2 separate regions of the Homo sapiens genome follow, and region 1 is linked to region 2. Evidence: read pairs that join two places in POLR2A ChIA-PET (ENCODE). Cell type or tissue: endothelial cell of umbilical vein. All regions are shown on one strand. Each heading gives the region's core, and the rest is flanking DNA. Links, peaks and the distances in the headings are about the cores only.

Region 1 (15,515 bases), core at 2,719-10,718, 300 kb before region 2:
CTTGGACACAGGAAGGGGGGGAACATCACACATCGAGGCCTGTGGTGGGGTGGGGGGGAGGGGGGAAGGATAGCATTAGGAGATACACCTAATGTAAATGACGAGTTAATGGGTGCAGCACACCAACGTGGCACATGTATACGTATGTAACAAACCTGCACGTTGTGCTCATGTACTCTAGAACTTAAAATATAATTAAAAAAAAAAAAAGACTGCATTGGAAACAGGAAAAGGAACCTTGCATAAGAAGTTCTAATTGTTCAGCTGAGCATGGTGGCTTACGTCTGTAATCCCAGCACTTTGTGAGGCCGAGGCGGGTGGATCACCTGAGGCCTGGAGTTCAAGACCAGCCTGGCCAAAATGGTGAAACCTCATTTCTACTAAAAATACAAAAAATTAGCCGGGTGTGGTGGTGGGTGCCTGTAATCCTAGCTACTTGGGAGGCTGAGGCAGGGGAATCTCTTGAACCCAGGGGGCAGAGGTTGTAGTGAGCCAAGATCGTGCCAGTGCACTCCAGCCTGGGCAACAAGAGCAAAACTCCATCTCAAAAAAAAAAAAAGTTCTAATTGTTCTTCGTTTAAAACCTAACCTGCCCTTTTTCCAGATCTCCTTTAAAATTCTCTTCTGCCCGTTTATGGAAGGAAGTAACATATTGTCCTTTTGTTAAGGCTTCTTTCCCTTATTTTCCCTTGGATAATGCCTGGCTTCTTCACACTGGGGCTGGACTGAAAGTTAGAAGCTTGGAGCAGCATGTGCTTAGTGATTTCTAAAGTGTGGAAAGCGCCTTTCTGTAATTAGCCTGAGGAATACTTTCAATATCCAGTAATAAGTGAAGATAGGATTAGGAATGGAAGCTACATTTCAACCTGAAATTTTCAGTTTGCTTTGTGGATATGTTATCTTCTTGGCATTTATTTTGGCCATTTGCTGTCCTTTGGGTAATGTCTGTTTTGGGGGTTGGTAGAGTTGATAAATGACTGGCAAACACTATAATAATTCTTCTTCTTTTTTTTTTTTCTGGTGACATTTTTCCTGCTTTGAGTTTGTCTATGGTCTAGTAAACTCCAAGTAAGTGCCTGTGGTTATAGCTGGGATAGAAGCCCGGGAAACTCACAGATCACATCTGGGCTCTGCCTGTGGCTTAAAGAGGAGCCATCCTCGTGAGTCTTGGTTTCTTGGTTCCAGCCTCACATAGATGAAATGGGCATTCATCATTATTTGTGGTGGTCTTGAATAAAAGACTGAGTGGTGTGAGGTGTTTATAACCTGCAAGGCAATTAGGGGAGAACAGTAACTTTGCTTATCTTGACCTCTTGGGGAATGGGCTGGTTCTTTCCAAGGTTTCCCATGGTAAGGACTGATGTGAGTGGGGTCAGGAAGGTCAAGGGTAATGAGCAGAAGTTACTGGATTTCTTCTGTGCCTGTGTTGCTTGTACGGTGCCTGCAGTGGGGGGCCAAAGTGCGGAGCTCTCTACTGAGTGCCATCATATGTCACCTTCCCTCCTTGGCAGGCACTAAGTGACCGCTTCAGCGGTGAGATCCCCGATGACCAGATGGCGCACAGCTCCTTTTTTCCAGATGAGTATTTCACCTGCTCCTCCTTGTGCCTCAGCTGTGGGTAAGTAAGGCCGCTCCCCCACCTCCCACCCCATACCTTGAGAATAGAGCCTTTGAGTGGTGCTTCCTAGACTTTGGTGTGGATGCAGATCCCCTGGGATCTTGCTAAATTACAGGTTCTGATTTAAATTATCCAAAATGGTACACTCCCATGTTCCCACAAGATCCTGGTGGTCTAGGAACCACACTTCTGAGGTAGCAAGAGCTTGAAGGACACATGGTGGTGAAGAATCTCCTGGAAATTCCAGCTGGTATAGATGTGAAATTGACCAGCTTCTGGTTTGGGAGGTTTTTAGGGCAGAAGACTTTGGGTTGCCTGCTTTTCTGTGTTTTTTCTACCAGAGTTTCCAGTCACTTATTCATAGTATTCTAAGTATTCAAGTGATATTTGAGTGCCCCCCCTGTGCAAAACACTATGGGTCGGTATTGATTCCAGGTGATTCCTTTCACTATTAGGGGAAATGTTTAGAGCACATTAGAATTTTCTGGGGAGCTTTCAAAATTATTTATGCCAGGGCACCACCTTCTGGGATTCTAATTAACGGGTCGTGTGTAGGACCTCTGCATTGCTATGTTTAAGATGCTCCTCAGAGGATTCTAAAGTGCAGCCCGAGCTGAGGACATTGAGTTGGGACAGTGCTTCCGAAACTTCAATTGTGTATGCATCACCTTGAGATTCTGTTAGAATGCAGATTCGGAATCAGGTCTGGGTGAAACCTGAGATTCTGCATTTCTGTCAAGCTCCCGGGCAATGGCTGTGCCTTTGGTTTGTGGACCGCACTTTGTTATGGTTAGAGCAGTGATCCGCAAATTTTAGCATGCATCAGAAAAACCTGAAGGGCAGGATCACTGGGTGCCCCCTCCACAGTTTCTAATTCAGTAGGTCTGAGATAGGGCCTGGGAGTTTGCATTTTAATAAATTTAATAAATTCTCGGCCGGGCACGGTGGCTTACGCCTGTAATCCCAGCACTTGGGGAGGCCGAGGCAGGTGGATCACGAGGTCAGCAGATCGAGACTATGGTGAAACCCTGTCTCTACTAAAAATACAAAAAAATTAGCCTGGCACGGTGGCCGGCGCCTGTAGTCCCAGCTACTCGGGAGGCTGAGGCAGGAGAATGGCGTGAACCCGGGAGGCGGAGCCCGCAGTGAGCTGAGATTGCGCCACTGCACTCCAGCCTGGGCGACAGAGTGAGACTCTTTCTCAAAATAAATAAATAAATAAATAAATAAATAAATAAATAAATAAATAAATTAATTAATTCTCAGGTGATGCTGATGTTCATGGGGACCACCCTTTGAGGATCACTGGATTAGTTTGAACTGTTGATGGCTGTTAAATCAGTGTGGTGACTTGTCTGATGGGCCCCAGGGGATTTAAATGCAGTGTGTCGAGGTCAGATGGCAGCCTCCATGTCCTGTAGACAATCCCTTCCACTCTTCACTACCAAATTGTCTTTGCTTCTACCAGAACCACCCTGTCCTGCACACTTCTCCTTTTACAGGAGTAGACCTGACCTACATCTGTTATGAATGGTCATTTCACTTTGAGTCCTGTAGGCCACCTGCTGCATGCAGAACCACCTCTGACCTTGCCGAGAAAAAGACCTGCTTCTTGGATTATACAGCCTGGGCAAGGGAGAACTAAGGATTATCTTGGAGAGTTCAGTTTGGAAAGGGGAGAGGGATGTTAGTTGACAGTGTGACTTACCTTCCTTTTTGCATGCCCCATGAGCCCAGCACAAGAGACTTAAGCACTGTTGGATCATTGCTTTCCCATTGTGAGCCTCCCCAGGATTTCTGGAACTTTCCCTTTTATCATAGTGAAATTCTAAAGTCCTGATCTCTGTTTTTGCATTATCAGGATGGCAGAGCTCATTGTTCATTTGGAAGGCTTGTTCAGCCTAAGCCTCCCCTTAATGCATTGCCAAATTTTGGGGTTGGTTTTCATTTTGCATCTTGGCAGCCTGTTCTGGGTAAACGTTCCATTTCATCTTGTTTGGATTTTTTGAGTCTTCTGAGAGACGTTCAGGTTTCCTCTCTGGTCAAGTTGGTATCTTATGGCTCCTCCATTTCTGCTGAGGGGACAGGTAGTTTTTCCAACAAGGGATTTCTGGGTGTATTTTTTTTTTTTTTTTTAAAGACAGAGTCTCGCTGTTGCCCAGGCTGGAGTATAGCGGTGTGATCTTGGCTTACTGCAACCTCCGCCTCCTGGATTCAAGTGATTCTCCTGCCTCAGCCTCCTGAGTAGCTGGGATTACAGGCATGAGCCACTATGCCTGGCTAATTTTTTTGTATTTTTAGTAGAGACGGGGTTTCTCCATGTTGGTCAGGCTGGTCTTGAACTCACTGCAACCTCCACCTCCTGGGTTCAAGCGATTCTCCTGCCTCAGCCTCCCGAGTACCTGGGACTATGGGTGCCCGCCACCATGCCCGGCTAAGTTTTGTATTTTTGGTAGAGTCGATGTTTCACCATGTTGGCTAGGCTGGTCTTGAACTTCTGACCTGAAGTGATCTGCCCCCGTCGGCCTCCCAAAGTACTGGGATTACAGACGTGAGCCACCGTGCCCGGCTGAGATTTCTTTTTCCCCTGTGTCCTCATACAAGGATAGTAGTCGCTGTGCCTCTGTAGTGCTGTTGATTGCAAGTGTAACAAAGAGGCATGTGGGTTTCCGGCTACCCTTTCTGTGTTCAGCATCTGAGGCCCAGTTAGTAATCAAGGTCTGGTCGTGGCCTTGTGCCTGGCTCAGGGTCAGGCTGTTCTGTGTAAGTGGCACTGGCTCCTTTAGCCGTCTCATTGTCAGTCTTTGGGCTTCATTCAGGGTTGGATGTAAGAAAAGCATGAATCATGGGAAGGAAGGAGTGCCTCATGAAGCCAAGAGCCGCTGCAGATACTCCCACCAGTATGACAACCGAGTGTATACCTGCAAGGTGAGTCCTCCGAGCTCCTCCCTGTGTCAGCAGCGGGCTTGCTGACCACTCTCTCTTTGGCAAGACTATCTTGGGGCCATTTTTTGCTGCATGCTGAAGTATTTGATATTCAAATTGAATATTTCTGGAACTTCTCTCCAGCTCTAACAAAAAGCACTCACATGTCTTCATTGGTGAGGGTCCCTTTGTTTACTGTTTTAAGCTTATTTTCTTCTCATTCTGTTGAGCTTGTATGTAAGGGTAATTTATATCGAACATTCATTCTTTTTTTTTTTTTTTTTTTTTTTTTTTTTTGAGACAGAGTCTTGCTCTGTCAGCCAGGCTGGAGTGCAGTGGCACAATCTTGGCTTACTGCAACCTCCACCTCCTGGGCTGCAGCAATTCTCCTGCCTGAGCCTCCTGAGTAGCTGGGATTACAGATGTGTGCCACCATGCCCAGCTAATTTTTGTATTTTTAGTAGAGACAGGGTTTCACCATGTTGGCCAGGCTGATCTCGAACTCCTGAGATCGGGCAGATTGCTTGAGCCCAGGAGTTCACAACCAGCCTGGGCTGGTAAAACCCCGTGTCTATTAAAAAAACAAACAAAAAACAAACAATAAGCTAGCAGAGTGTTTCCTGTTTCAGGCCTGCTATGAGAGAGGCGAGGAAGTCAGTGTAGTGCCCAAAACATCTGCTTCCACTGACTCCCCCTGGATGGGTCTCGCAAAATATGCCTGGTCTGGGTGAGTTTAAACAACATGGCTCAAGGTTTTCTGGTGCGTTTGTCTCCCCAGGCACCTGGCTGGGTAACAGTATTGATTTGCTTTCCTTGTAGGTATGTGATCGAATGTCCTAACTGTGGCGTGGTCTATCGTAGTCGGCAGTACTGGTTTGGAAACCAAGATCCTGTGGATACGGTGGTGCGGACAGAGATTGTGCATGTGTGGCCTGGAGTAAGAACTGTTGGATTTCTCTGTTTTTCTTTATCTTGTGTCGTTCAGTTTTTCATGTGTATAGAAAACTGGAACCTGCTTAAAATTAAGGTTAACCATGAATTTCAGAATGTTGGCGGTTTAGAAAGGCATGATCTGGAGAGCTTTTTTGTTCTCTAGACCAAAATTGTTTTTATTTTTTCTTGCATATATATTAGAAGTACAACTTTAAATGAAATAAACTAAAAATCTATAGTTTTACTCCTTTGGCAAATAAAACGTTTTTGCATGTTCTACTCATTCATTTTCTATATGTGTATGTTTTTCTAGATGCAAATATTTACATGCCTTTTTCCTGCTTTTTTTCCTCACAATGCTATTTTATTTAGTTTTATTTCCACCTTTTTAAAAAGATCATTAAAATGCTAGTCACCATCTTCGTGTAAGAAAGCCATTTTTTTGTTATAGGAAATTTTCTTGAAGTATATTCTAAGAAGTGGGATTCCTATAGACGCTTAATCTTTTTTTTTTTGAGACGGAGTTTCGCTCTTGTTCCCCAGGCTGAAGTGCAATGGTGAGATCTTGGCTCTCTTGGCTCACTGCAATCTCCACCTCCCGGGTTCAAGTGATTCTCCTGCCTCAGCTTCCCGAGTAGCTGGGATTACAGGCACGACCGCCACGCCCGGCTAATTTTGTATTTTCAGTAAAGACAGGGTTTCTCCATGTTGGTCAGGCTGGTTTCAAACTCCCGACCTCAGGTGACCTGCCCACCTCGGCCTCCCAAAGGGCTGGGATTATGGGCGTGAGCCACCGCGCCCAGTTTAATGATTATTTTTTAACTTTTGAATTCCAGATGTCAGAAATACAAATCTGTTTGTGAGGCAGTGATATCATGCTTTCATTCTGCATTAAATCACTGTTCACACTTAGCATTGTCCATAAATCACAACAAATCCAAAACCTTTTCCTTTCATGGAAAAAAGGCAAGTGATTATCCCTGAGGGACTTATTTTACTCTGTGTCATTGTCCTCGCTGGGTGATTCCTAAAGCCACCGTTCAGCCTAGGAGTTCTACCTGCAGGTCCTCTCCTGAGCTTTCCTGGATCCTATAGGTACCATAAAACTGAAGATTTCCTTATTTTTTAAACTTTTTTTTTTTTTTTTTGAGATGGAGTCTTGCTCTGTCACCCAGGCTGGAGTGCAGTGGTGTGATCTCGGCTAACTGCAACCTCCACCTCCTGGGTTCAAGCAATTCTCCTGCCTCAGCCTCCCGAGTAGCTGGGATTACAGGCGCGTGCTACCACACCCAGCTAATTTTTGTATTTTTAGTAGAGACAGGGTTTCACCATGTTGGCCAGGATGGTCTCGATCTCTTGACCTTGTGATCCACCTACCTCGGCCTCCCAAAATGCTGGGATTACAGGCGTGAGCCATCGCACCCGGCCGATTTCCTTATTTTTCTCCTCCTTTTTCTAATTTTCTGGCCCACTGAAATCTGTTATTATATAGTAGTCTCATTATGGGAGCCCACCTCCTTGGCATAATGGTTTATTCCATTATGTCCCAAGGATTTAACGTGGCCTTATAGCGAGAAAGTAAAGGTGGTAAGATAGTTTATGTTCCAGGAAAACAGGACTGCAGTAATTTACTCTCAGGTCACATTCTTCACAGTCCTCGAAATTAGGAGGATACAGATGCCTTCCCTGCTGTTTGTTTGCTCCTTCCTTCCTTCCTTCCTTCATTCATTATTCAGCATACATTGTTGTGTACCTTGTGCCCAGCACTGAGCTAGTTACTTTACAAAATACAAAAATGACAAAGAGTTATTGTCAGGGAGTTCAGAGTTTAATAGGGAAGTCAGATACCTAAATGGATATTGTACTTAGACACACAGAAATAGGATTCCTAGAGATGTCCAAGTATTAGAAGAACTGAGAGGAAAGGTTCTTAACTCAGCCTGCGGTGCGGGGCCCCCTGGAGGAGGTGTCATCTCCTGTATTATATGGGCTTAGTAAGTCCTGAATTGAACAGCTACACATCAAGTCTTATGGTCACTTTGAAGAGAATAAAGCCAGAGGGATTCCTGGTGTGTCTCCGTTCTTCCCTGCCAGGGAGTTAGTGGTTCTGAGTTGGCCACGGTGAGTGTGCAACTCACCAAACATCCCTCTTCCTCCTTCCTTTCACTCCCTTCTCAGAGCATGATGGAAGCCTGCGTTTTCATTTCAGACTGATGGGTTTCTGAAGGACAACAACAATGCTGCCCAGCGCCTGTTGGACGGGATGAACTTCATGGCTCAGTCGGTGTCCGAGCTTAGCCTTGGACCCACCAAGGCTGTGACTTCCTGGCTGACAGACCAGATCGCCCCTGCCTACTGGAGGCCCAACTCCCAGATTCTGGTATGGTGTGCCAGGATGCCCCTCCACTCCTGGCACAGCCCATCCTACTTAATGCCGCTTTGCCCTGTGCTAAGCTTGTTCTGTGAGGGAGACGCAAACATTTTCTGCCAGTGCAGTGAGCTCTGTGAGTACCGGCAAGGGGAGGAGTCGTTGAGGCAGCCAGTTTCTCTTTGCCCATTGATTTCCCTTCGTGTTTTCCTGCAAGTATTTTCTGTTTGGTGAGTTTTAGTTTCCTTGTGTGTGACGACCAGTGAATATTGCTTAGATATGTGAGGACCCAGATAAGAATCTGGAGGAAAAGGGGTCTTTAGAGGTTATTTAGGGTCATCCTCAGCTTGATCCATTAACGCTACAGCACCCAGAGCAAGAGAGCACCCAGCTTCAACCCAGACACTTAGTGAAAGGAAACTCACTGTCCACCAGGCTTCCTTTCCATTCTCAGATAACGCGTTACTAGAAAGCTCTTGTCCTTGTTGAGCTAACGCCACCTGCCTTAGTTTCTGCTTGCTCCGGGGTCTTGTTGACTTTCTCAGCTGAGCAGACATGTACCATACCTACCTGCCTCTCTGTTTTGTTTTGGGCTTGGAACAGAGCTGCAACAAGTGTGCGACGTCCTTTAAAGATAACGACACTAAGCATCACTGCCGAGCCTGTGGGGAGGGCTTCTGTGACAGCTGTTCATCAAAGACTCGGCCAGTGCCTGAGCGGGGCTGGGGCCCTGCGCCAGTGCGGGTCTGTGACAACTGCTACGAAGCCAGGAACGTCCAGTTAGGTAACGTGGGACCTGGGAGCTGCAGGGGTGGAGGGGAGAACCTCCCACATTGGCCCTGGGTGCTAAGAACTGGATATCCAGATGCCCTAATCCACATCTCCCTTGTGAGAGTACTTCTGGTCTTGGCCAGTCAGCCTCTAAGCTCCTTGTTAACAGCGTCCTATGGGTGCTGTTCCTCAGGGGCTCGAACCTGTCCTGCATTCTTAGCTGCAGAGTTGCTTCTGGGGGAAGGGAATGCGCACATAGCAACTGAATTCTGAAAAGGCTGCAGTGTTTACCAGAGATGGCTTAGACCAGTCTTCTCCTTTGAGAAGGTTCTAGTTTTCGCTCCTAGAACCTTTCTGCCTTACTTTAAAAGAAGGGTTATAAAGGAGCCCCAGAAGGTTGCAGCTAAAGGACTAACAGATGTCATCTAATTTCAGAGTCTGGGCTGACCTGACCCACAGCACAGACCCTTGCAGTAGTTGCAGGACAGCACAGTGGTGTCTGGGATCAGAATCCAGAAGCGTTCTGCTATTGGTCCCTGAGTTTTCCATTTGGGAGAGGACTTAGAGGTGACAGCATTTCCTTTATTACTGTCTACAGCTGTTACCGAGGCACAAGTGGACGATGAAGGTGGAACGCTCATTGCTCGGAAGGTGGGCGAGGCCGTGCAGAACACTCTGGGAGCCGTGGTGACAGCCATTGACATACCACTAGGTGGGCCTGGCAGTGCTTCTCTTGGGGGTAGTGGATGCGGGTTGAGGGGTTTCAGGTGCCCTGGGCTGTCACTTTGTAAAGGCTTGCCAACCTAGATTGAGATGGGTGGTAAAGGAATCAATTACACAATGCCACACATTTGCTTGCTTCTGCTGAATGCCTTAGTAGTTTCATGTTTATTGCTGGAAGCCATTCTCTTACAGCATCTAGTGCTGTGTAACGAGCTACCTTAAAATGTAAAGGCTTAAAACAGCCATCTTTGATGTCTTTGCAGGTCTAGAAGTCAGGAAGGGTAATTATTCAGCTCCAAGTGGCATTGGCTCTAGTTACTACCTGATATTCCAGGGTGGTAGCTGGAGTGGTCTCAAGGGTCCAAGCTGACCTCACTTACAAGCTGGGTGCCTTGGCAGGGACAGTTAGGAGGCTGTGTGTAGCAGAGCCTCACTCGGTCTTTGTATTCTCCAGGCCTCTTCAGTGGTTTCTTTGGCACTTCTTAAATGATGTCAGGGTTCCAGGAGTTAATGTTCCAAGAGACAGGAAGTGGATGCTGCCCATCTCTTTTTTTTTGTTTGTTTGTTTGTTTGTTTTTTTGAGATGGAGTCTTACTCTGTCACCCAGGCTGGAGTACAGTGGTGCGATCTTGGCTCACTGCAACCTCCGCCTTCCAGGTTCAGGCAATTCTCCTACCTCAGCCTCCCAAGCAGCTAGGATTACAGGCACGTGCCACCATGCCCAGCTAATTTTTGTATTTTTAGTAGAGACGGGGTTTCACCATGTTGACCAGGCTGGTCCCGAACTCCTGAGCTCAGGTGATCCACCGGCCTTGGCCTCCCAAAGTGCTGGGATTACAGGCGTGAGCCACTGTGCCTGGCTGAAGCTGCCCATCTCTTGAGGCCTAGGACTGCAGACAGGCACTTCTGCTGTCATCTCCTGGAGTCTGCTGCCGTCACAGGTTTGTCTAGATTCAAGGGAGGGGGCAGGAGTGTCAAAGATGGAAAGTGGGTGAAAGATTCTATGGCTGTCTTTAGTCTGTCACACCAGCCAAACTGTTAGTAGTTTAAGATTTAAAATAGCTGGCCGGGCACCGTGGCTCACGCCTATAATACCAGCACTTTGGGAGGCCAAGGCAGGTGGATCACGAAGTCAAGAGATCAGTCTTGGCCAACACACGGTGAAAACCCGTCTCTACTGAAAATACAAAAAAATTAGCCAGGCGTGGTGGCGGGCACCTGTAGTCCCAGCTACTAGGGAGGCTGAGGCAGGAGAATGGCATGAACCCGGGAGGTGGAGCTTGCAGTGAGGCGAGATCGCACCACTGCACTCCAGCCTGGGCAACAGAGCGAGACTCTGTCTCAAAAAAAAAAAAAAAAGAAGATTTAAAATAGCTACCCAGCCCTGGATGTGAGGGGTATTTGTATTTAGGATGGCGAGGGGGAGAGGGAGGGAAATCAACCAGTGCTTGGCAGGCTTACGCAAGGCTGGCCAGGCCTGGGGCAGCGTGGCACATTGTAGGGGAGCGAGCAAAAGTGAGTAGTGATGAAAATGGCCTGGAGCAGATTTCCTCATTGCAGCTCACAAAGTGAGTAGATGATGTAGGAATTGCTGGATTTGCCCAAGCTTAAATCTCAGGTTGCATCTGTCCCCAGGGGTACCTGGGAGAGGCAAGAACTGTCCTTGGCACAGAAGGCAGAGCATAGCCTGCTGGCTGTGCTCACCAAGTGCTCCCATTCTGAGCGCCCACAGGGTGTTGAGTACCAGGCCAGTGTGTCAGGCATGTTCTTTCTTCTCATCCTCATCACAGTTCTTGAAGGTGGGTTGTTAAAGATGAGTAAGCCCCTGAGAGGTTAGCTAACCTTTCTTTTTTTTTTGAGACTGACTCTCGCTATTGTCCAGGCTGGAGTGCAGTGGTGTGATCTTGGCTTACTGCAACCTCCACCTCCCAGGTTTAAGCGATTCTCATGCCTCAGGCTTCCAAGTAGCTGGGGTTATACCACCACGCCCGGCTAATTTTTGTATTTTTAGTAGAGACAGGGTTTCACCATGTTGGCCAGGCTGGTCTCGAACTCCTGACCTTGAGTGGTCCTCCTGCCTCTGCCTCCCAAAGTGCTGGGATTATAGGTGTGAGCCACCATGCCCAGCCTTAGCTAACCTTTCTTAATCCAGCAGCTGCTGATTAACCTGATCTCAGTAGAATTGGGATTTGAGTGTCTGACTCCAGAGCCCAGACTTCTTTATATTTCCTCCAGGGGTTCTTAACACGGCTGCCCCTTCAGTTTACAAGGAGGGCTTCATAGATACATAAAGATCAAGGAGCTGGGTGTGGGGGTGCATGCCTATAATCCTAGCTACTTGGGAGACTCAGGCAGGAGGCTCCCTTGAGTCCCAGTAATTTGAGACCAGCCTGGGCAACAGAGTGAGACCCTGTCACAAAAGAGAAAGAAAGGGCGTGGTGGCTCATGCCTATAATGTTATGCCTACAATCCCAGCACTTTGGGAAGCCGAGGTGGGCAGATCACTTGAGACTAGGAGTTCGAGACCAGCCCGGACAACATGGTGAAACCCTGTCTCTACAAAAATTAGCCAGGTGTGGTGGTGCACACCTGTAGTCCCAGCTACTTGGGAGGCTGAGGTGGGAGGATTGTTTGAACCCAGGAGGCAGAGGTTGTGGTGAGCCGAAATCGTGATACTGCACTCCAACCTGGGCGACAGAATGAGACTCTGACTCCAAAAAATCTTAAAAAATGTGAAAAAGGAAAAGGGAAAATCAGTGCCTATGCGACAGCCCCAAAGACTCTGATCTGGATGTGAGTGGCAGAGCCTGGGCTTCTGCATTTTTAAAAAGCTCTGTCAGCAATTCTGTGTGCAGTTGGGATTATAAGCCAGTAAGCATCCGAGGATGGCCTCTTGCTAGTTGGGCCTCGGGGTATTGGGCTTTGGGTGCCCTGACCATTGTTCCCTGCCTTAGGTCTGGTAAAGGACGCGGCCAGGCCTGCGTACTGGGTGCCTGACCACGAAATCCTCCACTGCCACAACTGCCGGAAGGAGTTCAGCATCAAGCTCTCCAAGCACCACTGCCGGGCCTGCGGACAGGGCTTCTGTGATGAGTGCTCCCATGACCGCCGGGCTGTTCCTTCTCGTGGCTGGGACCATCCCGTCCGAGTCTGCTTCAACTGCAATAAAAAGCCCGGTGACCTTTAACCCCAGCCCCCTCTCCGAGTCCTTCACAATTCCTTAGGTTCTCAGGGTTAGAAACAGTCTTGCGAGGTAGGCCCTCCTCCCAGTCACCTGCTGTGGTGTGTGTCCTCTCCTCTCCGCATCCAGGGCCACTTTCCCTCAGTGGGGGTGAGCCTGGCGGCAGGCCCGAAGGTGTGGACCCCTCAGGGCAGGGGACCTTGCAACTTATCGCAAAGGGGAATGAACCTGAATCCGTTGCATTTATTTCAGTTAAAAATAATGAATATATATGTGTATATCTCTCTCTCATATATACATATGAAAGGCACTCGGGGCGTATCGAGGCTGCTGCTGGCTGTGAAGACTTCGCACAGTCTCCTCCGCACAGGGTGAGGTGGCAGTGGCAGCACGTCTTCCTCATGAGCCGAGCCAGGTCCATGGCCACCACGTGGCTGGCCCCTTCCTCTGCTGCTCTTGGAGCCTTGGAAGCCTCTCCTGTCCTTGGCTCTTCCCTCCATGCCTGTCAGCTGCCTGGGGAGTGAGCCTCCCTGGTCCTTCCTGCCTGAAACAGCCTGAAGGGAATTCTCCCTAGGTCTCCTGGGAGTCGAGTCCCAATTCTTGGCTTAAGCCTGTTTTAGTCAGAGACCACCCAACTTAGCGTGCAGGTCACCGGAGTGGGTGGAGGGTCAGAGGTCGGGTCTTCGGCCCTGAGAAGTAGAAATGCAGGGGCCGTGCTGTCCCTGGTCCCCCAGGGAACAGCAAGGAAGGAACTGAGCCTTCTCCAGCAGGGCTTCCTGTCCCGATGCTTCTGTCTCCACTCGGCTTTCCCAAAAGGCGGCACCCAGCTCCTCAATCGAAGCATCTGCCTCCCACCCCTCGGCCCCCTCAAGCCCACCATCTGCTTCTGAGTGTCGCACTAGGATTTTCATTGCTTATTTTAAAGTGTCTTAATCCTTTGTTCCCAGACACACAACCCCTCTAGCTCTCGGAGGGGCGATCATGAGAAACCTTCCAGGGAAACTGAGCACAGGATGAACTGTTAGTTGTTTTTAAAAGTCTATATAAATATTTCAACAGATCGTAAAGAAAAAATTTATCTCTTTGGTCCTTGCAAGAGAAGTCAAAGGAACTTTTGTTTCTCCTCAAGAGCCTGGACATCTCTGTCTGTCATGACTGGAAAGGGCCCGTTGTGCTGAAATCCTATCATCATGGTGGATTTGATCTTCAGTGGCCAAACACGAATTAAAGTATAATTCTTAACTGAACTGGTGGGTGGGTTGAGCTTTAGGGAAGTATATGGCGGTCATTCCTGGTGCGCCTATCGGTGTGACATGAGCCCTGGAGTGTGTCGTCCCTCTCAGCCCTGCTCCTCCTGCCTCCTGGGGTCCAGTGACTGGGACCCTACTCTAGAACTGTGTACCATCCAATTCGCCATCATAAAGGAATCTTCCTGCATCTCGACTGTGCTGGCTCTTTCCTCTCATTCCATCAGTGCCTTCCAGCCACCATCTGTCTCCAGCTGATGGTGGCTTTCCAAGCAGAGGCCAAGTAAGGGGCATGTTTCAAGGGCGGTAATATTTTACCTGCAAATACTGCAGTCTTTTACTCTGACAAATAAGAACTTTTTCAAAACCATAGCCGGCTGGGCGTGGTGGCTCATGCCTGTAATCTCAGCACTTTGGGAGGCCAAGGCCGGAGGGGGATCACTTTAGGTTGGGAGTTCGAGACCAGCCTGACCAACATGTAGAAACCCCGTCTCTACTAAAAATACAAAAAATTAGTTGGGTGTGGTGGCGCAATCTTGTCATCCCAGCTACTTGGGAGGTTGAGGCAAGAGAATTGCTTGAACCCGGGAGGTGGAGGTTGTGCTGAGCTGAGATTGCACCATTGTTGCACTGTAGCCTGGGCAACAAGAGTGAAACTCTGTTTAAAAAAAAAAAAAAAATGGCCAGGCGCGGTGGCTCACGCCTGTAATCCCAGTACTTTGGGAGGCCAAGGCGGGAAGATCATGAGGTCAGGAGATCAAGACCATCCTGGCTACCATGGTGAAACCCCATCTCTACTAAAAATACAAAAAAAATTAGCCGGGCGTGGTGGTGGGCACCTGTAGTCCCAGCTACTCAGGAGGCTGAGGCAGGAGAATGGCTTGAACCCAGGAGGTGGAGTTTGCAGTGAGCCGAGATTGCGCCACTGCACTCTAGCCTGGGTGACAGAGTGAGACCCCGTCTCAAAACAAACAAACAAACAAACAAAAAAACCCCACCATAGCCAAGTACCCCCAAACCATGATCCTGTGCAGTGGATGTCAGTCTCATGACCACAGCCTGTTGTCCCCAGCCCTTCGCTAGATACCATGCCCCACCCAGATCAGTGTGCTGACTGGGACCAGAGCTTTGAGCTGGTCATGAATATTCCTTTATGTAGGGAAGGCAATAGCTGACAGTCATGGAATTCTCTCTAGTGACTAGAGGGCCCCCACATTCTTACCACTTATCCTGTACTTAGAGGTGTTCCTCAGACCTTTCTGCAGCCGGGGTCACCCGGCAGACCCCCTTTCTGCAGCCGTGGCATTGGCTGAGCAAGGCTCAGCGGTGGCGGTTTCACAGCTTGGGTTCTCTGGGTTACACTCTGGCAGCTGTCGGGTCAGGGTCTGTTGAGGAATCCTCTCGCACAGTAGAAGAGATGGGGTATTAGTCCTGATTTTCACTCCCTAGGTTTAAAATACGTAGTCCTGGCTAGGCGTGGTCACTCATACCTGTGATCCCAGCACTTTGGGAGGCCAAGGTGGGCGGATCACTTAAGCCCAGGAGTTTGAGACCAGCCTGGGCAACGTGGTGAGTGAACCCTGTCCCTACCAAGAAAACCAACCCCTCCCCCCAAAAAAGCTGGGCGCCTGTAATTCCAGCTACCGGGAGGCTGAGGTAGGAGGATTGCTTGAGCCTCAGAGATGTCACTGTACTCCAGCCTGGGTGACAGAGTGAGAACCTGTCTCAACAACAAAAACAAACCTATTG
Region 2 (15,515 bases), core at 2,702-10,701:
CATTCATTCCTCACAATAACCCTGCAAGGCAGGTGCTGTATCCCCCAGAGGACAGCAAGGCACACAAAGACCAAGTCATGTATCCATGGTCAGGGAGGATGAATGTGAATTCATGAGTCATGTACCACTTATTGGGAGAGTTTACTTATTTAGGTCTTTGATTTTTCCTGCCTTGTTAGAAATAAAATTATCTTGCACGTAGAAGAGGAAAGAGGGAAAGAGATGACGGAACAACTAGTAAGTGTCAGGCATTTTACACACATCACCTCATGTTATGATCATAAGTCCATTAGGGACATGTTATTATTCTCATTTTACAGACAAGGAAACTGAGGCTCAGAGAGGTTGAGTAACAGACAGCAAGGTGGGAAGCTGAGATGTGAATGGGCTTGAGTTGGATACCATTCAGTTATGTCAGGACTTTGGAACCCTGAGTGATGGGCCCTAGTCCCAAGGCTTGGATCTTTGTCATGGTCCTACCGATGTCCCTTAACTTTTGCCTCAAGACCAGTTGTCTAATGCATCATGCTGCATTGTGGCTTTTCAAAAGAGATGAACATGTTAATAGGCACTGTCTTAACAAAATTCCATCGACTGGGTGGCTTAAACAACCGGAATTTATTTCTCACAATTCTGGAGACTGGAAGTCCAAGATCAAGGTTCTGGTAGGGTCAGAGTGTGGTGAGGGCTCTCTCCTTGGATTGCAGATAGCTGCTTTCTCATTGTGTCCTCACATGGCCTTTCTTTGGTGTGTACGGGTGGAGAGAGAGAAACAAGCTCTTTGGTGTCTAATAAGGGCACTAATTTCATTACGAGGACCCCACCCTCATGACCCCACTGAACCTAATTGCCTTCCAAAGACCCTTTTCCAAATAACATCCCTTTGGGGGTTAGGACTCTGACATATGAATTTTGGGGATGAGGGACACACTTCAGTCCATAGTAGGCACATTTACTCTTCAAAGCTCTTTACTAACTTAGGCTGTTTGGGATGTTTTAGAGACCCCACCCCTGCATTACAAATTCTAGGTCATACTTTAATTGGTAAATGAGTTTTTTTCCTACAGAAAAAAAAATCACACATCATTCTATTCAATAATTTTCCTGAGTCTTTCTCTCTCATTCTGTGTCTCACTGTCTTTCCTGGCTCTCATTTTTTTTTTCTTCTAAACTTGCTCTTTTAAAAAAAAAAGCTTGAGCCTGAAGTGAAATATTAGGATTCATCCTTGCCTCTTGGTTTTCCTTCAGTCTTCCAAAATATACCCTACATTTTCTCCCTCTCTCTATCTTCTGGCCACCCCTGGCTTCTGCCTGGGTTGTTAAAACTTTTTTGATTGGTCTCCCAGCCTCTAAAGCAGGCTGTGGCTCATACCTGTAATCCCAGCAGTTTGGGAGGCTGAGCTGAGCAGATTTCTTGAGCTCAGGAGTTCGAGTCCAGCCTGGTCAACATGGTGAAGCCCCATCTCTACTAAAAATACAAAAATTAGCCAGGTGTGGTGGTGCATGCCTATAATCCCAGCTACTCGGGAGGCTGAGGTGGGAGGGTTGCTTGAAGCCAGGAGGTTGAGGTTGCAGTAAGCCATGATTGTGCCACTGCACTCCAGTCTGGGAGACAGAGAGAGATCTTGTTTCTAAGAAAATATATATATATGTAAAATATAAAGCAGATGATGTCACTCTCATGCTCTCAACACTTTCATCACGTTTGAATACAACCCAAACTCCTCATCTTGTGGGTCTGTGTTTTGCATCTGACAGTGTGGTCAGAAGCACCTGGGGCTTGGTGACAGCTTGTCCAGGTTTGCCCAGCTACAGCACTGAAAGCCCCACGCCCTAGAACCCTCTGTCCCAGTCAAACCTGGATGCGTGGCCACCCTACCAGGGGAGCTTTTAAGACATGTAGAATCTCAGGCTGTACCCTGGATCTATGAATTCCAACCTGATTGTTAATGAGATCCCCAAATGATTTGCACAGCAAAATCTGGGAAGCCCTAGCCTGTGAGGCCCTGCGTGTCCACCTCTCCGACTCACCTCCCCTCAGGTGCGCGGTTGCTTGGGTTCAGAGCCAAGTGAGCCACTGACTAACGTGTGACCTTAGCTGAGCTGCATAGCCTCCATATGCCTCATGGATCACTATGTAACATCAGATCATTAATGGCATCTATCTCATAGGCTATGATGAAGATTAAGTGAATGACTTCCGGGTGACATGACTGTCACACCAATTAAAGCCATGTTTCTCAAGCTTGAGGCTGCATCAGAATCACCTGGAGCATTTGTTAAAGCACAGCCCACCCACTGGATCCCACCCCCAGAGTTTCTGATTCAGCAATTCAGGCCCTGGAATTTGCTTTTTTTTTTTTTTTTTTTGAGATGGGGTCTTGTTCTGTCACCCAGGCTGGAGTGCAGTGGTGCGATCTCGGCTCACTGCAACCTCCACCTCCTGGGTTCAAGTGATTCTCTTGCCTCAGCCTCCTGAGTAGCTGGGATTACAGGTGTGCACCACCACACCCAGCTAATTTTTGTATTTTTAGTAGAGGCGGGGTTTTGCTATGTTAGCCAGGCTGGTCTCGAACTCCCGACCTCAAGTGATCCACCTGCCTTGGCCTCCCAAAATTCTGGGATTACAGGCATGAGCCACTGTGCCTGACTGGGAATTTGCATTTTTGACAAGTTCCCAGGTAAACCACTACCTTACAGAAATCTAGCTTTCCAAGACTGATGTTCAGTCAGTCAACTTCCTTTTAATTCCTTTTTTCTTTTGGATGCACTGAGCCAGGTAACTGGCCAGGAGTTAGGTTGTACTGTCAAATTGAAGGGGCAGCCTTGGTTTTTGCTCTTTTCCTAATGCTCTATCCCATGTAGGGCAGACGTCTCTGACTCTCAGCACCAACTTCCCGGCCTGCTTTTGGAGTGCGCCCCTGCGTGTGCCACCATCCTCAGGCTGTGCTGCCCCAAGACTCTGTGGTCTCTTGATTCCTTCCAAATCCTCAGGTCTAAAGCAGAAGGCTCATGCTTTCCCTTTTCTTAAATACGGCTTTCTGTCTGAAGAACAAAGAAAATGCTGGTCCCCTTGCAGACAGAGTTCAGTGGTGCTAGTGAAGAGGGTTGAGAGGGCACGGCTGGGCAAAGCAAAACAAGGGGCTTGTTGAATCCTAATTATGTCGATAATAATATCCCGACAACTTAAACAGACAAAACTCATCCAGCTCTAACACACCAAGCTGTCTGGAATTCATTAAGGGGAGTGACATCACTTTGTTCAGAGCCTGGTTGATATAGTTGCTCTCAAATTAACATTTTCTCCTTCAACAAACTCATTTGGTAGCAATCACAAGTTGCCACACCAGGGCATGAACTGACCCATATCACCAAACACTGGAAAACTGAAATATCTCATTACGTGTCACGTAATGAGATATTCATCTCAGTGTCATGAACACTGAGAACATTCCTAAGCTTTTTTTTTTTTTTTTTTTCTTGAGACAGAGTCTTACTCTTGTTGCCCAGCCTGGAGTGCAGTGGCACAATCTTGGCTCACTGCAACCTCTGCCTCCCAGGTTCAAGTGATTCTCCTTCCTCAGCCTCCCGAATAGCTGGGATTACAGGTGTGTGCCACCACACCTGGCTAATTTTTGTATTTTTAGTAGAGATGAGGTTTTTGCCATGTTGGCCAGGCTGGTCTTGAACTCCTGACCTCATGATCCACCTGCCTTGGCCTCCCAAAGTGCTGGGATTACAGGCGTGAGCCAGCATATCCGACCCATTCCTAAGCTTTACTTGGTCTTTTTCTTACTATTCCGAAGCATTAATGGCAGACCTAGGGTTGCCCACCTAAAGCTGGAGCACAAAGGACATTCCTTGGGGGCCGTGTGACCATCTAGCCCCAGAGCTGGTGACATGGTGCACACACTGCTGGCAAATTGTTGTGGCCTTTTGGCAAACCGCAAATTACAACTCTCACCAAATATATCCATCTCAGGATGGAGACATCAGTGTGAGTGGATATGTTTTCTGCTTTTATGGCACAGTTTTTGGGAGTAAATATTCACCAGGTTTGTATCTAAAGATGTAAGTATTGGATAAAGATGGAGGAAAAGAAGGCAGGCATAGGAAGGGTGGAGGGTTGACGCCACATTTTGAAATATTTATATTATTTCTACAGTCACCAAAACACGCAGCAAGATGGGGCCTCTGTTCTCACTGGCTCCTGCTGAGTCCCTGGTGAGAGACAGAATGAGTCTCAAGACTCTGGGGCCAGCTGAGCCTGGGGATTCTTGATGCCTTCCATTCTGGTTGACTAAGAAATGCCTAAGAGAGAGGATTCCTGGGGGAGGTAGATGCAGTGGCTTTCCACACCACAGCTTTCTTCTCTCCAAGGGGCTCCAATATTTCTCCTTCCCACTTCTTCTGTGCCCCGATATAAGAGGGACTTAGGATGGTCACCCTGTGCTCGGGGGACTCTCCGTCCACTCAATTCCTAGTCATTAACTTCCCTTTGCCTGGCAGATTTTTTTTCCCCTCAAAAAGCCTCTGTGATGATTTGTCCATCCTTTCACTCAGCATTGATTGTCAGCTCTGTGTCACTCACTGCTGGCCAGGGGCCAGGGATACCGCAGTGAAGGACATGGTTCCTGCCCTCAGGTGTTACTCATGTGCCCTCAGGTAGCACATGGGTAACAGGCAAAGAGGCATTTACATGAGTATAGAACAGTGATGAAAGGCTGGGTTCCTCTGGGTGTGGAAAACTTGGCTTTTCTGTCTCTTTCTTCACCTGATTATAATGCTTGAATAATAGGCCTGAAAGGGACCTCAGGACATCACCTAGCGTGTTCTCTTGCCTCTAGATCGGCAACGCAGTCAAAACCCCGGGCCTAGGGGCCCTTCCCTGTGTGCAGAGGCCTCTCCAGAGAAGCCCGCCCTCTGGCCATGGCTTTCGTTGTTAGCCACCTGCCTTTCCAGCTCTCCTGTGGCATGTGCTGCCATTCCAGCTCATCTTCTCACCTTGTCCTTGACGGTGCGGAGTGTGACAGTTTATCAGCCCCATCCATAAATGTGAGGACTCATGACAGCAGCCCTGGCCTCAGCGCCTTCCGCATCCGCTCCAGCGTAGTCCCCTTTACTTTCCCATATATTCACGGTGTCCTCAGAGCTGGTGGCAAGATGGCCTGTGGGGAGAGCGAGTTCTCTGCCGTCGAGGGCTCTGACGATTGGAGGGTCCTGTGGGGAGCGGGCCCTACTGTCTGCTTCCCCGCCAGGCTTCCAGGCCCCCTGCCCCTCCACATTTGGGATGAAGCCTTCCTTTGTCTTCCTCCTGGAGCCCTGGGGCGGGACCTGAGTTGCTATTAGTGGCCAAGGAGAACCAGCCTGAATGAAAGCCCCACACTTTTTATTCCTGGGATCTGTGGGATTTATTTTTTCATCAGTTCTAGGGAAGCAGTGAAAAAAGGTGTCAGGCCTGGGGGATAATTTATATGAGTAAACACGACCAGCGAGTGGGAGCATGAGAATTAAGGCCATTTATCCCGGCTTTGATGCTCCCTTTGCCCTCTGGTCCAGCCTTCCCCACAGTCTCTATCACGCCACTTTTAACCCTCTCCTGGCTCTGCTTCACGCTGGGCCTGCCGGAGCTCCTCGCAGGCGCCTTGTCTCCCCAGCCCGCCTCTCCCTCCTCCCGCAGCCCTCATTAAAGGCTAGGCCGAGGTAGCAGGCTGTGGCAGTGGCCTCCAGCTGAGGCTTGCTCCTGATTCTGCAGGGAAGGCACGTCGGGGTCCACCCTTACTCCCCACCCTCTCATCTCCGGCCCCCAAGCTTCCTCCTCTGGACTGGCCTAGCCAGCACGTCCCGCCTGGCCGGCCTGGGCTGCCTGTCTGCTTTCCCTCCTTTCCTCTCCCCTTTCCTTCCCTCCGTCGTCCTCTGAAGATGCGCTCTGCACAGCCAAGTGGCACGGGGCTAGCATGCTTTACACTTGAGAGATGAAGTCATAACAGGTGGCAAGAGCGGAGGCTGCCGGAGCCCAGGATTCCGGTTGCCATGGAAACATGTCAGACCTGTAGAGGGACACGGGAACTGTCAGCCTGTGGAGGGTGGCGGGGGGAACAAACGAGAGGGGCGAGGAGAGGCGCATCTCTTCCCAGAGGGCTCTGCTCACTGCCCCCGAATTCCCCAAGGGCTGTGCACCCCAACTTCCCAGGCTAGCAGGCTCCAGAAATGGAGCTGCTCAGCTGGGGCTGGGGCTGGGGCTGGGTGGTGGGTGGTGGGCACCGAGCGTGGCCGCGCATTTGTGCACACCAGGCCCTGGCAGGTGGTCAGAGCGTCTGCTCAGGATGTGAGGCCATGCTTTTGTGCACGTGCCAAGGAGGAGCCTGAACTTCTGGCCAGTTTCCTGTTCCCTAGGATGCTTGGGACGCAGCTCTGGTCTCAGCAGAACCCAGACGAGTGGCTGTTGCCGACGGCTGGTTTGTCCCTGCCAGTCATTCTTTCTGTGAGTGGCAGGCACACCACAGCGGAGATCCGACTGGGAGGGGGAGAGGCGGTGCTGCCTGGGCGGTAGTTTTATGGAAGATTTGGGGCCTTGTTTGCCATAGACATAAAACCTGATTTAACTCAAAAATCCTGTAGCGAGCACTGATACCTTTCCAGAATGCCTGCTCTCGCTTCCCTGAGCGTGGTGATGGGGCTGTGTGAAGCTTCACTTTTCATTTTTCTTGCTTTGATTTATCTGAATGCTCTTCCCTGCCTTCTGTTATTTTTCTTCTACTTTCTTCATGAACTTTGTTCCTGATTTCCATTTTTTTTCCTTTGAGCTTTTTAGAGTTATCTCCCTCAGGTAGATTTCTAAACTCTTAAGGCTCACTTTATTTTCTCAGCAACTTACTTGTATCTCTTATATGATCTCAGCCCATGAACATTAATCAACAGAAAACCACATCCATCATCGCAGATGCTGCCATAGAGATGCCAGTCGGGTCTTTGCCCTCCCCGTCATCTTATTCTATAAAGCGGGACTCAATTTCCCATAAGCAGAAGCAAAATCTCTATTTAAATCCCACTTACAAGGTCTGGGCGAGCTTCCTATTTGTAGTAAAATCTTTTTTATAATGATCTCATATACAGTACCAGGAAATTGCTCATGGCTGGGTCAGGCCATAGGCCAACCTAGCCATGATGTGAGCTTTACTTAAAAAAATTCCTTCATGAGCCTCTGGAATTCTCCAGAGAAGTGTTTTCATAGAGTAGATGACAATAAACAGGATCACCCAGGATGGATTACTGTAGTAGGGACATTAAATTTAAGTTCAAAGGGAATTTCCACTTTTATCAGGCCGGTCTCAATAATTTTTATAGCTTTGGGCTTCGTAAATATCATATTGGGCGAATCAGGTTGACTCTAAAGAGATTTATGAAATATTTTATATGCAAGGTATGGCTGCAAAGTGTTTACCTCTGGACTTCCCAGGAGGCAGAGAAGTGTGATTAGAGGCACAATCTCTGGGGACACAGACAAACTGGGGGTGAAACCTGCCTTCGAAGAGCCCAACCGAGGCTTGGAGCCAGCGCTTTAATCTCTTTGGATTTCAGTTACTGCATCTGTCAAAAAATTCCCTACTTCACAAAGTTTTTGCAAGAATCAATGAAATAACATATATAAAGCATCCAGCAAAAGATTTGCCACAGTTTTGTGGTGTGATAAATGTCTGCTTCCTTTTCTTCTCCTTTCAATACGCAGTTGAACAAAAGGGAAGCTGAGTGGATAGGCATGACCAGGTATCCTCTTCTCAAGAGACAATGAATCATTGTCTTCTATGTTCTTGTGTGTTTGGTGCAGAATGATGTCTCGCCTCCCACAGGAGGGGTACAGTATTATTCTTCCAGTGACTCAGGGCCATTGGCTACCGACTTCTGTGTACTCTGGGAGCTGGCCATGAGACCAGGTGACAGACCAATTCATGCACACATGGACCAGCTCTCCTCTGGTAGGGAAATAAACCAGGGGCAGTGAATGATATCCGGTGCTCCCAGGGCATCACTGTGCCACCCACTAACATCCCTGCCATCCCTCTCTAAAGTCACTCATCCCACAGATTGTAGGGGTTCCAACAACGGGTTAGACCTGGTCTCCAACCTGAAGGAGTAGACCTATTTAATATGGAGAGATGATAATGTGAAACGGGGAGAGGAGGCACACAGACTCAATATAAACAAGGGTCATAATGGTGATATCAACAGTACCCTCCCCAGGGCATGACTGATATGTTTTAGCTGAAGTTTGGGAGAGCTCCATGGGAGAACCCTTGCTCTGAAACTAATCCCAAGTACCAAAATGTTTAAGAAAATCAGGTGCATAAGCAATTAGTCCATTCCACACCATCTGACCACAATGGAAGGATGCTTTGAGCTCACTGTTGTAAGAAAGAGTAGAAACTGAAGCAAAAATGATTTCTCTGAAAAATAAAACAGCTGTGCATGATCACTTTCTATACTGGGCCATTGCCAGACTAAAAATGTACCTCCACACCCCAGCTGGCCTGGCATGTCACTCCTGCACATACCGGGGCCTATACATGGGATTTTAGGACCTCCCTCACCCCTTGGACAGGAACTCTGTATGGCCAACAGGATGCTGCTCAGACTCCATCTCGTCAGAAGCTTCCCTTTTTCAGATGAATTCAATTCTTTTCCTTTGGTCTTTTTACGAAGGCTGAATTCTTCCATCACTGCCTGCTTAGCTCTACTAGATCATTTCTAATTTTTTATTTCTTGTAGTATTAGAGTTCCTGATTCAATAGGGTGTTCTACCAATGGTCTGTTGGTAGTGAATGCTGTGTAGAATTGTATTAGTCCATTTTCATCTGCTAGGAAGAAACACCCGAGATTGGGTGATTTATAAAGACAAAGAGATTTAATGGACTCACAGTTCCACCTGGCTGGGGAGGCCTCACAATCACGGCAGAAGGCAAAGGAGGAGCAAAGGCACATCTTACATGGCAGCAGGCAAGAGAGCATGTGCAGGGGAACTGCCCCTTTTAAAACCATCAGATGCCATGAGACTTATTCACTATCACAAGAGCTGCTAGGGAAAAACCTGCCCCCATGATTCAATTATATCCTACTCAGTCTCTCCCATGACATGTGGGGATTATGGGAGCTGCAATTCAAGATGAGATTTGGGTGGGGGCACAGCCAAACCATATCAAGAATTAATCTGCAAGCTTTTATACTCTATATTTTACTTACTCATCCTCATACGTCATGAGGGAGACAGTGTGTTGGAGAAAATCAGATTCTTTAGTTGCTTAAAGATCTTGTGAATGGGGAGGAAATTGAAAATTATAGGAAGTCCCTAAGAGTATAGGAGAGAGACAGCTGAGGAGACTAGGCCCCCTGTAAGTTTTTATGAATGATATATATGGGATTCTCTGATTGCCTTCCATACAGGAAGCTACCTAAGTAACAACTGGCATCTCCACATTTTATATCTAGCTCATATCAATCATGACACTTAACTTTGGTTTACCCTCAGCCCCTAAATTTAGTATACCCTATCTCTTCTTTCTGTTCACCATTTGATAGTTTTCCATCCATATCTTGTTGAGGAAACCCTGAGTTTATTTGCTTCATAGAGATGCTTGGATTTTCTTAGGAGAGTTCTAAAAATGACTAAGATGGCAATTGAGGGAGAAGGGAGAAGGGGACTCTGGTACTTCTGGATTTGGGCAATGAAAATTTATAGGCAGAGTAAAATATTTGCAGATATACTGCTTTTTGGAGATTATTTGCAAAAGCATTCTGTATGCCATGCAAATGTGTTTGAGATCCAGGGACTGATGAAGACAAGCCTACACTGAACAGACCCCAGAATGTGGCCAGCTCCTCTGTGTCCCCCAAACAGCTAACACTTCTTGCAGAGAATTGTCTGCCTCCCTGAAGATGGAAATCAATGACTTAGAAACCAATTAAACAATCCAAATAGCAACTGATAAATGGATTAACCCTCTATAATGAAATTCCTCTAGCTTTTGTCTTCCGCCTTCCCCAGGTAGGTTTTCTATTCCTGGAGGCAAAGCAGAGGCATGGAGGAAGTGGAGGCCAGAGGGAATCACATTAAAGTGGGTGAATCCGTTTATCACTTACTGTCTGGATGGTATTTCTGCTCACATCTCTGCTTCCTTTTTCAGATTTGTACCGTATGGGACCCTGATTAACGTTAGCCAGTGAATAATGAAAGGCAGCAGCAGACACTGGGTCTGGTGAGGAGGAAGATACTTGGGTGGTTAGGGCTGATCCCATAAACAGAAAGACTTTTCTTCTTAGTTACAAACAGGGAGTGTGAATATGACAAAGAAATGCCCGCAATAGGGAGGGAGAAACAGAAAAAGGGAAGTATTTCTCTCCATGCAAATAATCTGTTCAAGGCTTCTCAAGCAGCCCCTGGAAATGGAATGATTTTGGTGCATAAGGACAGGTGCTATTCTCCTCACAGGCTTTGTTTTCAAAGTCATGTCCTAAGATTTTTCTTTGCTTTTGTTTAAGGACCTCCAGCAGGAGTGGGTTTTGAAGTTAGTGTGTTCAGTTATTCGTGACGGTCTTAAGCCTAAAGACATGCTCAGTAACTCACCGTTTAATCCATCTCTGGCATGAGGCTGAGCCAAGTGCCTAGAAGCCTGGGTCTAGTTCTGATTTTAGGCACTTGGGGTCTTGGGCACTTTCCATGATCAATGGGTCTGGACTTCAGGGAGATGAGACTCCCCTTCAGGGAGATTGATACTCCACCAAGTTGTTTGTCCAAGTCCCCAAGAGCATCTTTGGTGTTATTCCTGGAAATGACCTCCCATCAGTGCTTCTTTGTTTTCCATTTCAGGGACAGGAAGAATATCTCCTAAACAAGAGCACTGTTCCCAATGGCAAGGTCCAGGCACTGGCTCTTTCCTCTCCCTGTCCTCACACCATGGTGTGTGGTTTCCATCTGATGCCTGGGGCCTGGGCCCACAGGGCTGATTGTTTAGGGCTGAGAGTAGTTCACTTGACCAGTACCTCTTCTGGATGGTTTGATCATCTAAGGATGCAATCAGAGGAGCAGGGTGATTTCTGCAACAACACAGAGCTGGGGAATACTCTAAAAATTAAACTCTGGGTGACTTGCAAGATATTATTAGTACCATTAAACCCGGAAGGATCCAAAAGAAAGCGTAGCCCAATTTGCCAACTTGGTTATAATAAAACCTCAGATTCCTTCTGGAGCAGATTCTACCACACTGTAGGAGGAGAAGAAGGGGCAGTTGAAACTCATGTAAGCCTGAAATTGGAATGTTTTAAATGTTCCCACAGCCCAGAAAGGACCGGATGGAACAGTCATTCCCAATAACTACTGTGACTTCTGCTTGGGGGGCTCCAACATGAACAAGAAGAGTGGGCGGCCTGAAGAGCTGGTGTCCTGCGCAGACTGTGGACGCTCTGGTGAGTGTGGCCCCTTCCCACACCGGGTGCCCGTAGACCAGGAATGCTCCTCTTGCATTCCTCTTCCATCTTGTGGTGCTGGAGACTGGAGAGGGAAGCGATGGTGGCAATGCTTTCGAGTGGAGAGGAGTTTTCAGCTCATTCTGATATTTTTCTTCTTTGGGTCTCAAGAACCAAAAGTTATGCCCTAGGATCCGGGGGAAAGGGCAAAGAGAAGTTTTGGGTTTGTGTCTGGCCTTTCCATGAGGTGCATATTTCTTTGTGCGTGTTTTTACGGACCACAGCGAGGTAGAGTGGAAAAACCTGGAGAGAAGGCAACGTGCTTTCTTGTAGTGGATGATGCACATGTAACAGAAAGATGAGTTTGTTCTGTGGAAGTGCCTAGGGCAAACCCGAAGAGTGTGGTGTGGTGTGGAAACATGAGTATTCGGAGAGCAACCACATCTTGAATTGTGGGAGTCAGAGATCCCCGGGCTCCTGGCTAGCTGCATAAACACCACCGCCATTGGCCACTAATCTCATTTTCTAAAACAGAACAGAAGAGACCCCGATAGATCAATGAGGCAAAAGGACAGGCATTCCTAGGGCTAATCTGCAGTTGATTTGGTGTATATGTTTATATTTTAACCTATCCAAAGACTAAAATAACAGAAAGAGACTTTTGGTCTTGTTCCTTCATTCTTAAAATGAATTCAGGTCTTCAGGTTATGTTCAAATGGTTGTTTTGTTTTTTAGTTCTAACCAAACCATTATTTTTGGCTGGCCATGGTTGGTTGGTACTACCTATTTTTCATATTGTATTATGTCAGCACTAGACCACAGTGTGAGGCAGGGAGGAGGGAATTTCAACCCCATTTTTAGTCTCATCAGCCCCTGATATGAGTAGGTGAAACAGTTTGGTTGGATGCTTTGTTCCAGCAATGAGGAGTCATTTCTCCTTTCTACCTTTCTATCCAGTGTCTTTTTCACTCCCAGTCCCCAGAGAAGAACTGAGATGACCCCATCATGGTTGACTGTAGCAACTCAGCTCTTTCCTTGCTCTGTCTGCAAACCTTAGCTTTAGCCCTTTTATATTTTGATGGTAGGGCTGTTTAGGGCTTAAGGCTGGCTTGAGTAGCAAATCAGTAATTTTAAAAGGACTGTGGTTTCTGCTGCACACAACCCTCAACGTGTGACTCTCAAGGGTGGTCCATTTGTGCAATTCTGTCAGTTCATTTACTTTCCAAACATGGTACCTAACATTGAATTTTTTATTCTATGGATGCTAGCGTAGAAGACAGGGCCCTTGTGATAGCGGACTCTGTTTTTTTAAGATACTTAAAAAAAACAGATGAAATTCAATGCAGTGTTTTTTTAAAAGCAAGCAATCAGATGAAATCTCTACTTCCAGAAGCAAGGTCACTTGAAGTGATGGTCTAAGCAACACGTTATGGACTGCTGTAGGTTTGGATGGGTTAGAGGGGGCAGCTTCAGAATTCTCATTGCAAACTGCTGTAATTTCTCCCCTTCCTTTCTTACAAAAGAGGGGTGCTAGAATCGAAGCCATGGGATGTCAGGAGTGGGAAGTTGTTTTTTTCTATGCAAAGCCTCTTTCCACAACCTTCCCTCAGCTTTCCCTCCAAGGTTCTGTCTGCTATGTGGCTCAGGGAGCCATTTTCTACCAGCCTAGGTATTCTCACTGCATTTGCCAAGGATTGGTTTTGGTAGATGATTTAGTCAAGGTCTGACTCTAATGTTCCTGAAATAGTTGATACCATGGGAAGAAACAGGTGTCATTGGCCCATGAGATGAGATGTGCTTGTTAAGGCAGGTGGGCGAATACTTCTCTGGAGCCTCCCTACGGTCCTTCCAGAGAAGAGTATGGAGCTTGGAAGAGCTTCCTTCCCCTCCCATCTACCCTACCACTGCTGTTTCCTGGGAGAAAGTGAGGTTCCTGAAATTGGCACCATGAGGGATGTATCATTCCTTTATACAAGAGCAGTCCTGGGGCTCATTTAGAATGCAAAAAAGTTTAAACCTGAGTTTTACAAATTTCAGGATGCTCTGATTTATTAGGGCTTTTCTACTCCTATTTCTCACCTTTGTAGTGCCCTGAATGAGATTTGACAACTGAACTTTCTGGAGTAACCGATACCTGGGCATGGCTGGTGGCTGGGTGTGTGTGTGTGTGTGTGTGTGTCTGTGTGTGTGTGTGTGTGTGTGTGTGTGTGGTGTGCACACGTGCACATGTATGTGGATGCAGATCACAGAAATTTCCTCCTGTGGTTAAAGGAAACAAACTATTTTATCACCTACCACTTATCAGACTTTCCAACTTCCTTTTGCTTTCAGTGCAAATGAACGACATGGCGTAAGGGGAGAATTGAAAGGGTTCTGAAAGAATGGGATTAGAAGCGGGTAAAATAAAAATGAAATAGATGGAGGCTTAACCACCTTGAATGGGTTATCTGACAGTAATACCTTTGTACAGCTGACTGTCAAAGTGAAGGACAAACATTGTTCAAAGAAACACCAACAGAAAACACCAAAGAAATCCCAACCAGGCTTAAAAACCACCAATGAAAATCATTGTCTGGGGCAGGGTTGAGTGAGCGTGCAAGCGCCTGTGTGTATGCACAACAGAAGAAAGATCATGGTTGAATCTTTTGCTGTCGGAAGCTGTGGACATATGTACTATGGTAGAGATGATGCCTTTTCGGGGAGTGGGGGAAGCCTCTTCCCTGGAAATGTTTGCTTTGTCCCAAATCCCCGTCACCAGGTGATGCACCGGGTTAATCCCTTTGGTGTGCAAATGGTTTTATATCTTGCTATTAAGAATAGCATTGTAATAATGTAATGAGAATATTAATAATGCTGTCTGTTGCTTAACCCATGTGCTGATATATTCATCATACATGTCAGCTCATTTGGGAGGAGAAGGCAGGAAGGAGAAGGAGGCAGCGGCCGCAGCACGTACCACGGAGGACTTATTCGGTTCCACGTCAGAAAGTGACACGTCAACTTTCCACGGCTTTGATGAGGACGATTTGGAAGAGCCTCGCTCCTGTCGAGGACGCCGCAGTGGCCGGGGTTCGCCCACAGCAGATAAAAAGGGCAGTTGCTAAACCCACGGAACAGACTCTCTGGGCAATTAGCCATCCCCCTCTGACTTTGGTCATTGTGCTGGTTCTGATATATATTTTTTTTAATGAAAGGCAACTTTAGATTTTCCCTCTATCCTTGCTTTTTTTCCCTTCACCTCCCACGTGTCCCTCCATCCCTCCCCCCACCCCTCTGTTTTGGGTATGTACAACAGAAGCACAAACTACTGAAACAAAACAAAACAGCAGAATGAGCGTTCTTCCGAGAGATGGCATCGTGATGCGCTATTTATTTTCCATAGAAATAGGAAGTTAGACGGATTGTCTCTTTTCTGAGGGGAGGGGGTCTTTTTGACAGGAGCAGAGTTGATGTCCTCAATTTTCATATTTATTGGCAAAAGGAAGAGAAGAGGAACTTTGGGTTGGAAACAAAGAACCAATAACATTAAAACATTATTATTTATATATTCTAGCTGTTATTAGAATCAGACTTTTTTTGCGAGAGAGAGAGAGAGAGAGAGAGAAGGGAAATCAAAGAAATCGAAGCAATATCCTGTTTAGAGGCAAGCCGCCCGGTGGGGAGAATTTCCTCAATGGGAGACGGTTGCACTATTCTGTGCCCCACGGAGTTTGCGGCTCCCCGCGGCAGACCCCTCCCTCATTCTCCTCCCTGACCTTTCCATCTTCCTCTCTGCTTGCGAGAAAATGTCAGTAGTTCCAGAGAAGTCGGGGTGCCTATGCCTGGCCTCCCTCCACACCTGGGCCCTGACCAGCCGCCTCCTGGGCTCCTCCTCCTCCGTCAGTAGAGCTGCTGTTTTGTTATTGCTGGTTTTTCCTCACTTTCCTCCTGGCAAAGAACGACTTCCAAATGCAGGGATGGAATATAAGCAGAACGTCATGGGCTCAGCAGTGACTCCACCACCCGAGGCCGAGGCCGTGCTTCTGGAAGATAGAAGGAGACATCATCGTGTGTTTCCC

Evidence for each region. Peaks named below come from ENCODE experiments on the same cell type or tissue, not always from the same donor. Only the 100,000 strongest peaks of a DNase experiment are listed, where the experiment ranks them.
Region 1: POLR2A ChIA-PET joins it to region 2 with 6 read pairs; 2 of 35 experiments call an interaction of 5 or more read pairs at or near these places.

Annotation. Positions count from the first base shown.
Region 1 is chr14:72,967,892-72,983,406 of GRCh38, reverse strand. It overlaps ZFYVE1 (zinc finger FYVE-type containing 1), which reads left to right. Exons shown (of 12, transcript NM_021260.4): 5 at 1,512-1,618; 6 at 4,438-4,546; 7 at 5,173-5,270; 8 at 5,363-5,480; 9 at 7,686-7,856; 10 at 8,448-8,628; 11 at 9,214-9,327; 12 at 12,293-13,956. The coding sequence ends at 12,525. Among named protein-coding and RNA genes, the nearest start is that of TRC-GCA8-1, 13 kb to the right of the region's middle. RefSeq lists an enhancer at 12,463-12,964. In endothelial cell of umbilical vein, for the core only: no CTCF peak of the experiment used is centred there; no DNase peak of the experiment used is centred there.
Region 2 is chr14:72,670,182-72,685,696 of GRCh38, reverse strand. DPF3 (double PHD fingers 3) reads left to right here. Exons shown (of 11, transcript NM_001280542.3): 8 at 11,329-11,457. Among named protein-coding and RNA genes, the nearest start is that of MIR7843, 160 kb to the right of the region's middle. RefSeq lists an enhancer at 5,430-6,277. In endothelial cell of umbilical vein, for the core only: no CTCF peak of the experiment used is centred there; DNase peaks (open chromatin) are centred at 6,416 and 7,106; H3K27ac peaks cover 2,898 bases.